Linked DNA regions of Homo sapiens: region 1 is linked to region 2. A link is a contact called in ENCODE Hi-C or POLR2A ChIA-PET data. All regions are on one chromosome and are shown on one strand. Each heading gives the region's core, a stretch centred on a gene start or an enhancer-like site at or near the end of the contact. The rest is flanking DNA. Distances are from core to core; before and after follow the strand shown. Region 1 overlaps DTNBP1 (dystrobrevin binding protein 1). Region 2 overlaps LOC105374942 (a long non-coding RNA gene).

Region 1 (3,298 bases), core at 477-2,976, 1.2 Mb after region 2:
GTGCTGTATAAATGTAACAACAAAGCCTGGGTGAAAGCATATCTGTTTGTGGCATAGTTTACTGAATACTTTAAGCCTACTGTTCAGACCTACTGCTCAGAAAAAAAAAACAAATTCCTTTCCAAATAATATTGCTCCTTGACAATGCACCTGGTCACCCAAGAGCTCTCATGGAGATGAACAAGGAGAACAACGTTGTTTCATTGTTGTGAACGCAACACTGATTCTGCAGCCTATGGAATAAGGAGTCATTTCAACTTTCAAGTCTTATTATTTAAGAAATACAATTTGTAAGGCTATAGCTGCCATAGATAATGATTCCTTCAACGGATCTAGGTCAACTGAAAACCTCTGGAAAGGGTTAACTATTCCAGATGCCATTAAGAATGTTCATAATTAATGTGAGGAGGTCAAAATATCAAACATTAGCAAGAATTTTGAAGAAGTGGATTCCAACCCTCATGGATGACTCTGACAGGTTCAAGATTTCTGTGAAGGAAATAGCTACAGATGTGGTAGAAATAGCAAGAGAACTAGAATTAGAAGTGAAGCCTGAAGATACGATTGAATTACTGCAATCTCGTGATCCAACTTAAACAGATGAGGAGTTACTTCCTATGGATGAGCAAAGGAAGTGGTTTCTTGAGAAGAAACCTACTTCTGGTGAAGATGCTGTGAACATTTTTGAAATGACAAGAAAGGACATAGAATGTTATGTACACTGAGTTGATAAAGCAGCAGCAATGTTTGAGAGGATTGATTCCAATTTTTTAAGTAATTCTACTATGGGTGAAATGCTGTCAAACAGCAACGCATGCTGCAGAGAAATCTTTCCAGGAAGAAAGAGTCAATCGATGTAGCAAACTTCATTGTTATCTTATTTTAATTAAGATAATGCCACAGCCATCTTAACCTTCAGCAACCACCACCTGATAAGTCAGCAGCCATTACCATAGAGGCAAGACTCTCCACCATCAAAAAGATTACAACTCACTGAAGGCTGATGATCATCAGCAATAAAGTATTTTTAATTAAGGTATGTACATTGTGCTTTAAGACATAATGCTAGTGCACATTTAATAGACTACATACTGTATAAACATAATTTTTATATGCACTAGGAAAGCAAAAAAAAAATCATGTAACTAGCTTTACTGCAGAATGCAGTGGACTGGAACAGAATCCACAATATCTTTGAGGTATTGCTATCATATGTTTCCAACAATCACATTTCAACATATCTTGATAGAAAAATCACAATATTCATATACTTTTTGTATTATGTAGCTAAAAAGCAATGGGCTATTTAAAAATATAGAATACCCATTTCTTTATAGCTGCACAAGTAATAATACGAGTTAGTCAGAGCTGGCAGCCACTGACAGAGCACTTAGCTGGTGCCAAGCACTATTCCAAGCACTTTACTGATTCCCTAAAACCCTATAATGTACTGTACTATTATTATCCCCATTTCACACACGAGAAAACCACCTTCTAGGGTCACATGACCTGTACCCAAGCTGTCCAACCTCCTGCAAAAATTTCCTCTCAAAATTCTAGGCCTTCTTACCATGTTCCTTGAAACTCTTGTTGCATTATAAACATATTTCCATGCCTAACTTCTTCACAACAGAATGTCTCTCTAACTTTTCATTTAACAATGAAGACTAGCCTGACCATTTCTACCTCTGCTATCTTCCTCTTAAGGGAAGTTCCTCTTTTCCCACACCCACATATCAGTCTGGAAATGCCCTGGGTCACAAGGCTCACCCACTCATTCAAAAGTCCCTTCTCTAGGCCAGGCGTGATGGCTCACGCCTGTAATCCCAGCACTTTGGGAGGCTGAGGCGAGTGGATCATCAGAGGTCAGGGGTTTGAGACCAGCCTGGCCAACACGGTGAAACTCCATCTCTACTAAAAATAAAAAAAATTTGCTGGGCGTGGTGGTGTGAGCCTGTAATCCCAGCTACTCGGGAGACAGAAGAAACGCTTTAACCCAGGAGGCGGAGGTTGCAGTGAGCCGAGATCATGCCATTGCACTCCAGCCTGAGCAACAACAGTGAAACTCCATCTCAAAAAAAAAAAAAAAAAAAAAAAAAAAAATGCCCCTTTTTTGACACGGACCCCATTTTTTTTTTTTTTTTTTTTTTTTTTTGAGACGGAGTCTTGCTCTGTTGCCCAGGATGGAGTGCAGTGGCGCGATCTCGGCTCACTGCAAGCTGCGCCTCCCGGGTTCATGCCATTCTCCTGCCTCAGCCTCCCGAGTAGCTGGGACTACAGGCGCCCGCCACCACACCCGGCTAATTTTTTGTATTTTTAGTAGAGACAGGGTTTCACCGTGTTAGCCAGCACAGTATCGATCTCCTGACCACATGATCTGCCCGCCTTGGCCTCCCAAAATGCTAGGATTACAGGCGTGAGCCACTGCACCTGGCCAAGGACTCCATTCTTAATGCTGCCAAATGCCCTCCTACAATCTTTGTGGGACAAATGAAATGTACAGAAAGCACCTCTGGAAAATTCGCACACATACAACCTTTTGTGAACAATTTGATCCATGGCCTCCCTGGAGCTCTTCTGAAGCTCTTCCATTTACAGCCTGCACACAACCCAATCTCCCATCCCTGCCTGGCAGTCTCTCAAACTATGGTCCACAGGCCACCCATATCAGAATTACCTAGAATGCCTGTTTCAAACCATTCTAAATTTAAACCATTCTAGAGGCTTGTGGAATAAGGAGTCATTTCAACTTTCTCCACTGGAATTAACTTTAGAATGGACTCCCCAAGGATGAAGCCCAGGAATCCCCATTTTAAATACTCTCCCCAGGTGACTCTTATGGCTCATTAACATTTAGTGCCCATCTCTAAGGACACATGACCCTGATTGAGAACTTGTGTTCTAAAATACTCATTTCTATTCATTTCTGCCTCATCCCTTGGCCTCATTCTAGAAGATTTTAACATCAATACAATAATCCACCTCACCTATGTATTAGCTTCATTGGGGGTAGGGGGGTGGTGGTATATTAGTGACCAGCTCCTCCTGTCCATGATAGCAACCCACTCCTGTTATTGTCACATCCTAGATCCAGAACAGCTCCACTCATCAACACTCCTAACACCAAGAGTGTACTCTGCCCAACCTATCCATCTTTCTCTCCACCAAATCTGCTCTTGGGCCACAGCCAGACCCAATCCCATGACTTCCGCTTCCTCCCAACTAGCAAAGCCCGCCTCCAGCTTCAGTTCCAGAGGCGCCCAGCACAGATGACAGTCTGTCTCATGTCCTCTGAGAC
Region 2 (3,123 bases), core at 104-2,603:
GGGCTTAGGGGTACTCAAATGGTAGTAGGGTGGTGGGTTAATTGGTAACTGTTTTTAATTATTCATTTTTTATGTTGCTATAATACTGCTTTTGCGGCAATAATCATGCAAATACCTATGGGAAAGTTGATAAAGAGACTTAAACTTTTTCTCCCTTTGGAGTAAGTGAAAGCTAGCAAGTGCTCTGTCAGCATGTTTTAGTGTACTTCTGTGGGAAACAATCAGAAGGGGGACCAACAGGGCACTGAAAGTGGGGAGGGACCCCATTGCAGCAGGAGCATCAGCAAAAGCCCAGAAAAGGACAGCTTGGGAAAAACCTGTCCAACACCCCACTTTCCTGATTTAGCCTACTGTGGGCTCTGCTGTATAGCCTGTGATGACCCAAATCATTTTCCAGATTCTGCCTTCAGAACTGAGCTGAGTCCTTGTGTGATGCTGCTGCAGTGCCCCCAAACAGATGGGAAGGAAGCATAATTGAAGAAATAATCCTCTATGCTGGCCCCACTCCCCGCCCCCGATGGAACTCTCACTCCATTAGAGCAAACATTCCCAGAGGTATAAGATGATGAATAAGAGATTCTTTTGTCTGGTTTTGTTACTGCCCTCATAACTATTCTTTTAGTTTTTTTTTTTTTTTTTTTTAACCTGGAAGAATTGCCCTCAACTTATGTAATAGGTGCAATAGACCCTTGATTTAGATTGTAGGTCTTGAAGTGCTCAGGAGCCCTAAGCATGTGGCCCATACCCATTTTAGGACAGATTGTTACGGCGGAGAGCATGCTGTAAACTTCATTGGCAAAGCGGAGTCCAGCGCTACTATCTGGGCCAAATCTATTTATAGGATCAAGTCTCCAATCTCTCAAAACAACCAATTTCCCCTAATCTTTATGGTGAGCCTAAGTGCCGGCACAAGCCCCATAACCCCGAACCACTCAGACCTCCCCACAATGCTGTCCTCCCACCCCACTCTGTCACGCGGGGTCCTCTGGAGGTTAAAAGAATTTATTTTGAAATGAAATGGCAACTGGAAAAAGCTTTTATTTTCATATGGGAAAAACCTCATGAAACATTTTTCTCTTGATTAGTGTTCATAACAGCAGCCTGGAATGCTTTCTGCAACCAATTTGTAGATGTTCTTATAAAACAGATCTCTCTTCTTGATGTGATTTTTTTATCCCCCTGCACATTTGTTCTGCTTAAACCTTTCAGCACATTTGTTAACTTGAGTGACATCTAAAAAAATCACCACCCCATTAATGCGGACTCATCCAGTCCATGGGCTGTGCATCGCTCCTTTAATTGGGATGGCTTGGTTCCCTCCCAGATGTTCCCTCTCAGCAGATACCATTGTGTTTTGAAACTTTGGATAATTATAGCTCTGTAAACGTAGAGGAGATTTGTTGGCTCCAGCCAGCTCCTGCTCCTAATGTAACAGCTTCATTGTTCAGTAATCGCCCTATTCACAAAGCAAAGGGATCCGTGTCAGCAAAGACATCTATTCAAAGCACCTTCCCTGTGCTGGATAAACAGTGGCAGAAGCAGTCTACTGAGCGACAAAAACACTCACAGGGGACTAGGCCACAAGTTTGACCAGGGCTGCTTTTCGCTTCTCAAATGGGACCATTCTTCAGAAATGTCTTCACCTTTTCTTTTGCAACCAATCAGCCTGCAGGCAGAGTCTTTTGCTTTGCTGGTGAAATCCCCGCTAAATGCTAAAAAAAAAAATTTGTGGGAAAATTTTGTGGGAAACTCTCTGCAGCGTAGAAATGAGGCAAAGGGGCCGAGATGAGATGCCAACCAGTGGGGAGTGGTCCACACATGCTGTCACCAAGGAGGACAGGGGAAAGATAAATGTCCCTAAGCTGTCTTCTAGGAAAGATCCAGAACAATTTCTGGGAGTGCTGTGGGAGAGAGTCAACAGTGGCCACACAATGTAGGAAGAGGTAGAGAGGTTCTTTGATTCTTTTGAGAATGTTCGCTGGAGTTTAGACCCTGAGTTTTCTAGCCAGTGGGAGCCCAGTGAATATGAGAGCCCAGATTTCTCTGGCTCTTGCGTACACCCGCTAATGCAGGAGCACGCACTCTCGGAAAATTCCTCCGTCCTGTGCTGGTGTTTCTGAAACTCCCTGGGAAATCTACTTAGAGGGTAAAGAGCTTGAGCCAAGCATAACTGACTTGCACTTAGATTCACGGCGGACCTAAGAGCCTAGCGCTACCCTGTCATCATACTGAAGGCTCTCAGCAAACCACGCAGTCTACACATGCCACTTTGCGACTTCCTCATTTCTCCTAGATCTGGTCCTGACCCTGCGGGCATCAGGAGGGCAAGCCAGGATCTTGGGAGGGGGCAGAGATGAACAAGAGAAAAAGCAGGGAGATTTTAAAAATAATTGCCATAAGTGGTGTAAGTATAGAATATCCCGTGTGTGTATACCTATATAAATATATATTATATAGGTATACATAAATCATATGTGTATGTATATATACCTATATAATATATATTTACATGTGTATATGCATGCATATATGTATTAAAGGGATGACAGCTTTGGCATAAAGGTTGTTTAGAGGTGAGAATATTTAAAATCTTATCTGAACTTTCCTTATCTGACTAACACAGAGTCTTTCAAAAATACAGGCTGCTATTAACCCTGCTCTGAGGGGCTTTCCTGCGAATTCCAGGAAGTGGACAAATTGTCCCTTCCCATTGGCACAAAGAAAAACGCACTGCACCTTACACATTTTCCCATCGAATCCCTAAATTCCTGCTGCTCCCTTTTTTGTTATATTGGTACAATTCGAGCATCCTTAATCCAAAATCCAAACTGCTCTAAAACTCAGAAAGTTTTTGAGCACTGAGAGGATGCCACAAGTGGAAAATTCCAGACACATATACGAAAGGACACAAACTTTGTTTATGTGCAAAATTCTCTTTAAAACTGTATGAAGTTATCATCAGTCTATGGGTATAAGTTGCATGGAAAACATAAATGAATTTTGTGTTTAGACATAGGGCCTGAGATTCCCAAGATCTCATTACGCGTATGCAAACATTCCAAAATCTGAAAAAATCCAAAATCTGAAACACTTCTAAGTCCCAAGCATTTCAAATAAGGGATA

Evidence for each region. Hi-C counts contacts between places; a loop is a spot of excess contacts on that map. ChIA-PET counts read pairs that join two places held with the same protein, here RNA polymerase II (POLR2A). Pooled maps may share reads with other maps.
Region 1: a loop to region 2 is called in a pooled map of heart right ventricle, with 2.0 times the contacts of the local background. The contact joins two enhancer-like sites. A Hi-C loop is called at or near these places in 1 of 168 maps with a recorded cell type or tissue (posterior vena cava) and 6 of 50 pooled maps. POLR2A ChIA-PET finds 5 or more read pairs at or near these places in 2 of 52 experiments (activated CD4-positive, alpha-beta memory T cell and activated T-cell).

The regions. Positions count from the first base shown.
Region 1 is chr6:15,611,230-15,614,527 of GRCh38, forward strand. The region is part of intron 6 of DTNBP1 (dystrobrevin binding protein 1); the gene reads right to left. Among named protein-coding and RNA genes, the nearest start is that of DTNBP1, 50 kb to the right of the region's middle. RefSeq lists enhancers at 1,630-1,739, 1,780-1,849. Within about 2 kb of position 1,727, at least 3 of the 41 ENCODE cell types and tissues checked have a DNase peak (open chromatin) inside an H3K27ac peak, as active enhancers do.
Region 2 is chr6:14,440,231-14,443,353 of GRCh38, forward strand. All of the region lies in intron 2 of LOC105374942 (a long non-coding RNA gene), which reads right to left. All of the region lies in intron 1 of LOC101928331 (a long non-coding RNA gene), which reads left to right. Among named protein-coding and RNA genes, the nearest start is that of LINC01108, 160 kb to the left of the region's middle. RefSeq lists an enhancer at 1,186-1,884. Within about 2 kb of position 1,354, at least 6 of the 41 ENCODE cell types and tissues checked have a DNase peak (open chromatin) inside an H3K27ac peak, as active enhancers do.